2 separate regions of the Homo sapiens genome follow, and region 2 is linked to region 1. A link is a contact called in ENCODE Hi-C or POLR2A ChIA-PET data. All regions are on one chromosome and are shown on one strand. Each heading gives the region's core, a stretch centred on a gene start or an enhancer-like site at or near the end of the contact. The rest is flanking DNA. Distances are from core to core; before and after follow the strand shown. Region 1 overlaps MSI2 (musashi RNA binding protein 2). Region 2 overlaps MSI2 (musashi RNA binding protein 2).

Region 1 (5,283 bases), core at 894-3,393:
GTTTATAAGCAGAGGCCGCACAGGGTCAGTCAGTAATGTCAGCCCCTGGGGCTGAAGTGCTTCCTTTGTGGGCAGAACCCCAGAAGTCCCTTTGTATCGCTGACCCATTAAAGACTTTTTCTCCCCATTCCCCGCCTCCAACTTCAGGGGGGCTTGATTTGTCTGTTATAATCGGAAACAGATTTTGGGCTCCTGATCCATTATAGATGTGTTTGAGATGGATGCCAAACCTGAAGCCACTTAAAGAGCATGTGAAAATGTGTTTAGATATAAAGGAAAGAAAGGAAGAGAGAGGATGAGGAAAGAAACAGCCTCTTCCAAATCCCCCAACTAGAAACAATACTGAAATGATAACACACAACAAAAAACAAACAAACAAAAAAACTCGATTTAGGCCCTAGGAAAGCATGGGAGGAGAAAATTAGGCTCCAGAGTCAGCCAAGTTGGTGCTTAGTCTGGGATGAACAGCCCAGTGAAGGAGGTTAAAGGAGGCAGAAGACCACACGCGCACGCGCACTCCCGGAAGCGTGGTTCAGGTGGGGCCTGCCGGGTCCAGGGGAATGTGTGTCCCAGGCTTGGAGCAGAGGGTGGCAGGTGCGTGGGGACGCATGGGAAGCACTCACGTTGTGCCCAGCAGGTCCATGTTTCTATCCCGGAGACCCTTGGGTTAGGAAATATTGATTGCTCTGTATTTGTAAACAATCTTTAAGGGGATCTAGTGCCAACACAAATAGTCAACTTCAGGCGAATCAAGTGGCCTCCTCTCAACAGGGAAGCCCATTGCTCTGATTTTCTGGATCGACACAGCCCCAGATTTATTTTCCTTTTTAATTCTCAAAAGGGGCCCGCTGAGTTGAGCATTGCCCAAGTATTGGTTTCTTTTCATCCCTGTTGAATTTTTTCCCTTCTTTAATGAAAGAGTTGGATTGGCTGTGCTGGGCCCTCCACCCGGTCATGGTAGTCCTGGTGACGCCTGGCTGCAGGGTTTCGAAGGTGGCCCTCATTTCAGCTGTCCTTGAGGCTCACTCCTGTGTTCCCCCTGCCCCTGCCATCCACCCCGCACCCGCCACCCCGAAACGTTTGTAGTACAGCTGCTGGCCTAGAACTCGAACTGATGTGTCTCTCACTCCAAACAAAAAATAAATCTGTGTGCTTTATGTATGTGTTTTAGAGGTGTGCCTGTGTGTTTTTTCTCTTGACAAGCTCATTCCCTACAGCTGTGCAGTCACAGCCCACTTTGAAATCTGCAGCATATATATATTTTTAAGTGAATAAGTACGAAGAGATGGGAAGATGTGGTTTGACTGTAATCCCACGTAAAACACTCTGACCCCAATTTTTAAAAAAGTATTTCATTAAAATGTTGTAGGAGACTATTACTGAGAAGAAGAAAGTTTCTAAGTTGATGGGACTCTTGTGTCTCCTAGTGTAGAGTTGATTTTGTTTTTTGGGGTCACCATGGAGATGAGAAGCATGGGGCTTCATGGCGTCATCTGCCCCCATTGGGGGAGGGCTTGTTGGCACAGGTCACCTCTGGATCAACCTCAGCCTCATCTGCTGGGGATGGGAGAAGCTCAAGTTGGCCAGGGGTTTACCCTATGCCCTCCTCAACCAGAATTAAAATGACCTTTTTTTTTTTTTTGCCTTCGAAGACAACATTGGTAACAATTTATTGAAACTATGGAGCTTAGCAGTGATCAGTTTTTGGATTTTCTCTTTCTTCAACCCCTCCCCTTTCTGGAAGACTTGTAGGAGGATAGGGGAGGTTTTTCTGTGCATAGATTGGCGTCGGTTTCTTAGAAGTTTCTTCTTTTCACCTTAAAAAAAATTGTTTGCATCCTTCCCCTTAGATAAGGAACCGTCAACATCCTTGTTAGAGCCCAGTGCGGAGGGGACCCTGAGGCACATACTGTTTTCAAGGTTAGATAGCAACAAACTTTCAGAGTAGCCGGAGTTTCAGGGGAGGGAGGGTTCTTTGGGTTCAAGGTTACCCATTTTTCCCCTGCTAGGAAGAAAGCCTTTTTGTTTTCTTTTGCCGACTTCTTCCAATAGCTTAGAGCAAATAGATTAGCAACCCAGCAGAAACCAAACCAAGGAACAAATAAAGGGGAAGTTTGCAGAGGGCCCTTGGCTGGGGGCTGGCTGCTGCTGAGGAGGCCAACTTGCGGTTTTCCATTTTCACGGTGAACCGCATTGTCTCAGCGTTCGCTGGTATTCACAAAATCAGAAAGAAAGGAAGGTGGTGGTGGGAGGGCGCACTTTTCAGGAGAGGCTGGGGTGTGGGGAAAGTATGCCCAGCTGCATGTTATTAGCAGCCTTCAAATAAAGTTTGTGGAAGGTTCCGGCCCCCACAGTCATGCCTGGGAAGCTTCTGTGTTCTTAGTAGGTGTTTTGAATTCTGTGGGATGGAACTGAATGTTTAAAAACAGTTACAGGAACGTCTCCCCAAGTAGGTATTCCTGAGAATTTCTGTGTACATGGAACTCTATTTTCTTAGCAAGCATCATTATATTTTTAGAAATGTTTTCTTTTCTCCTTGCCCGTCAGTTAGCCAAGCCTCCTACCACTCACTTTCTGTTGTGTAGTTCTGATTTTCCGAACAGGTGTTTAGATGATGAGGGGTTATATTAAGAAAGTACTAAAGAATACGTCTTATCACGTGAATCAGTATCTTTTTATTCAACATGGATGGAGTGGGAGTGGAGACCAATCTGTTTTATATTCCTGCAATCTGATGAGGGTAAGAAAAAGTTCATGCTGTTCATATTAGCTAGCCAGCCTCTTTCTGTCTTTCCCTCCCTTCCTTCTTTCTTCTTTATTTTTTCTTTCTTTCTTTTGTCTAATACCTAATTCCTTATCTCATTTTTGGGATTTTGAGAGAATAATTTTCATGTGGGGCGACAGAACTAGTGGTTGTAGTTTCACTTGTTTTTTTGACATTAAGGAAACAACAAATAGTCTTTTTTTTTTTTTCCTCAGACTGAGCACACATTTTAAGTGTTTTAGGGGGAAGCTCTGAAGGCAGTTTGTGGTGATTTTTAAAAAAATGTTTTTAAAGCTTTAGTCTCTCCTGGAAGCTTTGTGTGTCCCTGCATTTTCCTCGACGGTCGCTAATAAGAACTGCTGGTCTAAATCAGTGTCTCTGAGAGTCATTGATTCACTAATTGCTCATCATCGAGTCCTGGCTTCCCCCTCCTGCTGAGAGCACTTTTGTTTTCTGCTATTCTGCAAGGACTTGGACAGATTTCTGGAGTGTTTAAGAGGTAACCAATAAAAGAGTTTGGCGTGCCCCTGTTGGTAATTGTGCTTCTCGGAGGTGACCACGTCATTGGTATCCGGGCTCCATAAACAAGGGGCTGCCTTACCAGTGACCTTTCCCGCCTAAAACCGAAGGCCCCAAGGTCGCTTGTCTGATGGAGAATGTATTTCCCGGCTCACTGTGAGCCTCGACTTAATTTGTTCCTTTCCTAAGGCAAAATGACCTTCCAGTAAACCCACACCCCCTCCCCCGCTTATTATTATTTATTTATTTTTCTGGTGAACAAACAGAATTAGGAAAGGTGTGTTCTTCCAGGAGAGAGCGGGCAGTGTGGGAGGAGATGGCAGTCTGGCTCATTAAAATGCCGAGGTAGGTTTAAGCTGATTGCCAAGTGCGGGTCCTGCAGGTCAGAGTGTGATGCCCAGAAACAAAGCAAGGCCTAGGGAGAGGCTGGCCTGGAGGCAACTGGCTCGCGCCGCAGAGAGTTTTGAAGCCACATTTCTTCATTGGAAATTTAAAAAGAAAGAAAAAAAGCAGCCCCTTTTGCTCCATATTTATCATCTCTATAGTACCCTACAAATAAGTGGTCTCAAAAAGTTGTTTTTTTTTTTTTTTAATTTGCTGAACCTTTATAATAGGACCCTTTCTGAGGGCCCCGTGAGCCCAAGAATGCCTCCTTGCAATGTGAGTGTGGGAAATTAGTGCAGGCCCAAGGAAAGGAAGTGTGAAACTGCTTCCCTCAGTGAACACCCAGCCTGGCGAGGCTGTCCTGTGTGTCTTGGAAGCCCTGCTGGGCCTGAGTTTGGGTGCCATATAATTTGCTGGCCTAGCACCCCTTCCATGGGTCCCTCTCGGCCAGCCTCAAGGAAGGGGTCCTGTGGGGGACAGAATAGTGTGTGTGAGGGGCTGTCTGCGGGTGGAGGACTGCCGGGGCTTACCATCCTAACTTGTTGCTCAGTCGCGGAGTCTTGCATGTTGACTCTCCTGGGCTTGGTTGGCCGCTGCTGCTTTCCTGTGGTTGTTGGTTTGTGTTAGGTGTTTGGTCCTCTGGTTTGCTTTGGGTACTGGGACTTTAGCCCAGGGAAGAGGCCTGTGGTGCTTCTCTGCCTTTCGGCTCCTACGTGGGGCATTGGAAAGCCCTTTCCCTGCCTGGTTGAAACCTTCGCAAACTGCACACCTGGCCGGCCTGGCAGTCAAATGGATTCCATGGCAGCCCCTGCCTAGAGCGGAGCAGGATGTCTGTTTCGGCCGGTTATGAATGAAATCAGAGTCCTGTGCTGGCAATGCCATTGTGCGTAAGGAGTGCAAGGAATGCACTGGGCCATCTTCCCAGAGAGACCCTATAGACGAAACAGATGTGGTCAGATGAGCCCCTGGAGACAGCAGTAGTGGGGAGTGTGGGAGAGCAGGCCAGGGCGGCACCAGGAGGAGCAGGAGGAGCTCCAGGAGGATTCTGAGCCTCCTCCTCCTCCTTTATTCCTCCATCCCTCTGTCTGGGGTGGGATGTTTGGGAGAAGAGAGGCAATGTGGTATGGTAGATAGGCCTGTTCTTTGGAGACAGTTCTGGGATTGAATCCTGGCTATGTGACCTGGCCAAGTGACATAACCTCTCTGAGCCTGATGTGTGTCATCTGTAAAATGGGGATAATAAGACTTGTGTGGCAGCTCTGGGAACAGACAGAACTTTCTGTAGAGCACGTAGCACAATTCCTGGCATCTGTTAGGTGCTTAGTCAGTGTTGATTATGCAGCCAGCCTGGACCCAGCTGTTGTCGCTGGGACAGGGAGGAGGTCGTGCAGTTACCGAACCCTACACCATTGATTTTACTGCTTTGGACCGAGAGGCCCGAGTGTGCTGTTTAGCCTTCCAGGCCCTGAAAGGTTAGTTGTACCCTTCTGACTTTCTCTACAGAATCTTCCCCCTAACCTTCCTGGTGTTTGCTAAACTGAGAGTTAGCCTCACAGAGTCCCAGCTTCTCCTGGGTCATCATCCTTTTCTCTGGCCTCTGCCTGAGAGCAGCGTGC
Region 2 (4,876 bases), core at 1,663-4,162, 53 kb after region 1:
TTGGGAGCACAGTGATGGCAAAGGCCTAGAGGCAGAAGCTGGCATGTGTGAGGAGTAGCAGGGAGGTCCAGGTAGACTATTTGGGGCTAGTGGAAGGAGCTGAGGCTGGACAGACAGGAAGATCAGATCCTGTAAGACTCTCATAAGGACTTGGGCATTTATTCGGTGTGCAAGGGGAAGCCACAGTGGGGTTCTGAGCAGAGAGGACTTCAGAGCAGAGTTTGACAAGAGAGGACTTCTGTGTAGGAGGCCCACCAGTTACTGCATGGCATAGAAACAGCAGAGGGCACGGGTAACGGTGAAGAGGGCAGGTGGGAGCTGCTGCACTTATCCAAGGGCCAGGGTGGTGGTGAGGACGGTGGTGAGAAGTGGTTAGATTCCAGCTATGTCTTGAAGGTTGAGCTATGGGATCTGCTGAAGACTGGGATGTAGGAAGTTCTGGGAAAGGACTATTAAGAGTAAGGCCAAGGCTTTTGGCCTGAGCAAATAAAAGCCTTTTCCTATGATGGGAGAAGACTGTGAGGAATAGCTTTGGAGGTGAAAGTCAGCGTTTGGAAACCTTTCCACATTCCCAGTTTTCTTCTTCTCTTACTCGTTTTCTTTGGGAAAGAGTTGGAGGAATGACTCCATCTACTTTACTGCTTCTTTTTTCGGGGTAATACAGGACTTGAATAGTAGTTAAATCACCTGTGTTACCAATGGTCTTTAAACCAAAACTGCATTACTCAATCAGGAAATATATACAGGTAACCTGCCTTTCCTTCATTCTGAGACTTATTTCTTGTTCATAATGCTTGTGAAATCTGAATGCATTTAAATAATGTACATATTTAATATGATGGCATTTCATTCTTGAAAAAGGTGTTATTAATTGGTGTTGCATCTTATGGTTGTTATAACATACAGTAATTAAAGAAATATTATAGGCATTATATATTGAGCTCTTGCGTGCGAGGAACTAAAATGTGTGTTATTTGCCTACTGCCGCGTAACAAATTACCCCAGAATTTAGCAACTTAAAATAGCAAACGTTTATCATCTCACGGTGTCTGAGGGTCAGGAATCTGGAGTGGGCTTATTAGCTGGGTGGTTCCACTCAGGGTCTCTCATGTGGTTGAAGTTAAGCAGCTGTTCTGGGCTGCAGTCATCTGAAGACATGGCCAAGCAGGAGCTTCGCCTTCCGGGATCCCTTGCAGGGTTGTTTGCTGGAGGTCTCGGCCACTCTCCATGTGGGGCCCTCCAGAGGCTACCTGTGTCTGCACAGTGTTGTCATTGTCTCCTCCAGAGCTTGGGCACCACCATTTCTTTTGGCTCTTAAAATTCTCTTCTAGGCTTGGGATTTTAACCCAGGTTTCCAGATGAGGAAACTGAAGCTCAAGGAAGTTGATTACCTTCTTCCCAACTTACAGAAGCCAGTATTAGACTAGGGCCCTGACCCTGATCAGCCTGACAAGAAAACCCTTGTTTTCTTTTCCACGGCCCCACAGAGTGGCCCATGTTTCTCAAATGCTGCAATCTAGGATTGACCCCAGGAACCCCTTTGGGGTCATTACATTTTACTTCCACTGTCTGATGGCATTGGTGTGGTCCATGCGAATACTCACAGCTTTAAAACCATCTGATTGTCTCTGAGACTCATTTTCTCTCCACTTTCTCGGCCTCTAGCCTTCACGGCTGGGTGTCTCAGAGGCTGGGCTCTCTCCTCTGGGAAGGCTGTTGTCTCTGTGTCGCTGGCTAGCCTGGGTCTCAGGGGCAGTGAGAATCCCTGGCGGCTGTCCCTGTCGTGTTTACCACCTTGGCAACAAGCGCTGCTCTTGGCACCACGGTCGAGTCCTTAGCTGGACGGTGACTCGGGCTGGGGGCTCCTTCTTCACATCATGAATTGGTCTTTTGCCAAGCCAAAACAGCGGCTGCTTGCTTTTCAGAAGGAAAGGTTGTTCATATTTATTTTTTAATTAGAAAATGAATGCATGCTCCTTACAGAAGATTCAAAACATATAGAAAAGTGCAAATAAATGAATGTTTTGGTATATTATCATTTTTGTGTGCATACGTATTTAAAAACAGAATTGGAAAAGAACCCAGAATTAGAATCACGCTGTGTTGTGTGCATGTGTATGTGCTTTTGCATTTACTAGTACTTAGTAATAATTTTCACGTGTTACTAGATGGTTGTAAAAACATGATTTTTAATTGGTGTGTAACGTTCTCTCATCTCAATGTAAAATACAGATACGTTTTAAATATACCTTACCGCCAAGGACGAGATTTGTATGGGTTTTATTTTGTTTTTTATTTATTTTTGAGACAGAGTCTCTCTCTGTCGCCCAGGTTGGAATGCAGTGGCGTGATCTCGGCTCACTACAACCTCCACCTCCTGGGTTTAGGAAATCCTCCTCCTCAGCCTCCTGAGTAGCTGGGATTACAGGTGTGCGCCACTATGCCCAGCTAAATTTCTGTATTTTTAGTAGAGATGGGGTTTCACCATGTTGGCCAGGCTGGTCCCGAACTCCTGACCTCAAATAACCCACCCACCTTGGCCCCCCGAAGTGCTGGGATTACAGGCATGAACCACTGCACTGGCCTGTTTTATTTTATTTTTTGAGACAGTCTTGCTCTGTCGCCCAAGGCTGGCGTGCAATGGCACGATCTAGGCTCACTGCAGTCTCTGCCTGAGACCATAATCTCTGCGGTCTCTGTCCATGAGACCATAAATAAAGAATAAGGAGCTTGGCAGGCCCCACGCAGACTTGTTGCATCCCAGTTGCTTGGGGACCCTGAAGGCTGCATAACTCGTAGCCGGGTCTCTGCCTGGAGGAGCGGGCTGGTGTTAATTCACTGACCCGGGGAGCTGTGCCTGCCTGTCAGCCTCTCCATCTTGTTGGTGCTGAAAACCTCTCTTCCTCATTTTGGTCCCTGCTATGGCTTTTTATTCAAGGCTGTGGTTTGAGTTCTACCACAAAGCAGATAATGTGGCATGAGCAGCTCACGCAGGGACTGCCCTGCCTCCCTGTCTTCACCTACAGGGGCTGCCGAGATGGGGAAGGGCCCCACCCCTGAGTTCCCCTTTGTCTTCCTTGTCTCCTTTGCAAGGAGAGTCCTTTATTTGTTCTTTTAATGCAACTGGCCTCTCTGAAGAGGCTTTCCAGATCAATTTGGCTTGTCAGGGGTGCCAGGCTTAAGTTTTCAGGCATCTAAAGAAGTGGTGGGGGAGAGGGGATCAGACTTTTCTTTCTCTTTGTGGCTTTCAAAAGAAAATCACGGACGTTAAAATAAATGACGCAAATATCTGTATTTTTTGTATCAAAGAGACAAATGGCATAAATGCAGATTATAGGGTATTCCTTAGAACTGTCCATCACACAGGAGCTCCTGGGAAAGGCAAGCAGCCCGCGAGGCACCACCCGGTTTCACTGAGCAGAGGGTGAGTGGTGGCTTCGCGTTTGGGCAGCCTCCAGGGGGTCGGCATATTTAGATCATCGTCTCACGGATTGATTCAGGATTGTCTTAAAAGCCAACTCGGTTTCCAAGTGTTTCATTCTTGCATGCACGCTTAAGAAAGTCAAAGCCATTTCCATTGTCTTCTGTTTGATCTGCACTGACCATCCTTCAGCTCCTGCCTCCACTTGCGTGATGCTTTCTCTTCTGGTTGAAGAACTGGCAGCGTTGGTTTGGGCTGCTCCTCCCTCCCTCGGGCCCCCTCCCTGTGGCACGGACTTGCCCTGCTGTCGTGGATGATGGTCTGTGTGCAAGGGGTTGAGTCCCGTTTGCCATGCTCCTGGTGTTTCTAACTTCTCAGCCTTTCGTTTCACACCCTGCCATGATGACAGTATATCCATTTTTCATTCTTTGGGACATTTTCTCTCCAAGGAAAGATGCTCATGCACGTTTGCAGTGGGTGAACTGTTGCCTTCCTGTGATCAGTCATTGGTAGGGCTGCTTCTGTGTCTCCACCCGTGAGTCTCCATCACCAGTTGAGGACCTTTGGGTCTCCTGACTCCCAGAAACTTTTCCAGCTTCCCATGGTCTGTGCTTAGGGTGTATTCTGGGCCATGGCCTCCTGGAAAACCATTTTCCCAGCTGAGATGGATTCCCCAAGGTCCCTGGCCTCCAGTGTGGCGGTCCCTCAGAAGCTCATCAGTGACCGGGAATGGAACTGACTGCTATAAAGTTGTGAGCCTGCCCAAAACTGGGCAGCAGAGGTGTTGGAATTCAGCCCACCTGGGCTCAAGTGTGGGTTCCAGCCCTTCCTAGCTTGTTGACCTTGAGTGATACTGACTAACATTTCTTGACCATTTGCCCTAGGTTGGCTTACCTTAACTCCATGATGTCTCATTTAGTCCTCACAGTAGCCCTCTGAGAAAGGTATTATTCTTACCTTACTAGGCTTCAAAGAGGCTCAGATCCATGGAGCTAGTAAGTGATGGGCCATTGTGCAAACCCAAGGAGTCGGCCTCCAGACGCACCTCCTCCCAGCCACTACACTGCACTGCCTTAACCCTTGTGCTGTACTTAACCCTTTTGCCAGTACAGCCAAAGGTTCATTTCCCAGAGCCTCCACTTCTGCATCTGCAGAATGGAGGTACAGTGTCAACACTGCAGGGCTCTTTGGAGGCTGAAATGAGATGAAATATAATGGATCAAGCTCTGGCACTAACAAATATTAGTTCCTTCCTTTTGTTGCCCTGGAACAAAGGGTGGGGCATGAGAAATAGAGGGGCATTGATGTTCTGCCTGGCAACCTTGATTGTAAAGAGGGCAGGACAAGGAAGGGAAAATGTAGAGGATCCCCATCATTGTGGCTGAGTCATTTTACCGCAGAAGCCTCCCCAGCAATGGCCTGTGGTTCTGGGGGATGGGAGGGTGGTGTGACACT

Evidence for each region. A loop is a pair of places that touch in the nucleus more often than their neighbours do. ChIA-PET counts read pairs that join two places held with the same protein, here RNA polymerase II (POLR2A). Pooled maps may share reads with other maps.
Region 2: a loop to region 1 is called in a map with no recorded cell type, with 4 times the contacts of the local background. The contact joins two enhancer-like sites. A Hi-C loop is called at or near these places in 3 of 168 maps with a recorded cell type or tissue (endothelial cell of hepatic sinusoid, heart left ventricle and mesothelial cell of epicardium), 2 of 37 single-sample maps with no recorded cell type and 4 of 50 pooled maps. POLR2A ChIA-PET finds 5 or more read pairs at or near these places in 4 of 52 experiments (A673, B cell, BJ and 1 more).

Annotation. Positions count from the first base shown.
Region 1 is chr17:57,283,273-57,288,555 of GRCh38, forward strand. All of the region lies in intron 5 of MSI2 (musashi RNA binding protein 2), which reads left to right. Among named protein-coding and RNA genes, the nearest start is that of MSI2, 29 kb to the left of the region's middle. RefSeq lists an enhancer at 1,566-1,835. Within about 2 kb of position 2,144, at least 10 of the 41 ENCODE cell types and tissues checked have a DNase peak (open chromatin) inside an H3K27ac peak, as active enhancers do.
Region 2 is chr17:57,335,804-57,340,679 of GRCh38, forward strand. The region is part of intron 5 of MSI2 (musashi RNA binding protein 2); the gene reads left to right. Among named protein-coding and RNA genes, the nearest start is that of MSI2, 82 kb to the left of the region's middle. RefSeq lists a silencer at 2,763-2,930 and an enhancer at 2,832-2,981. Within about 2 kb of position 2,913, at least 3 of the 41 ENCODE cell types and tissues checked have a DNase peak (open chromatin) inside an H3K27ac peak, as active enhancers do.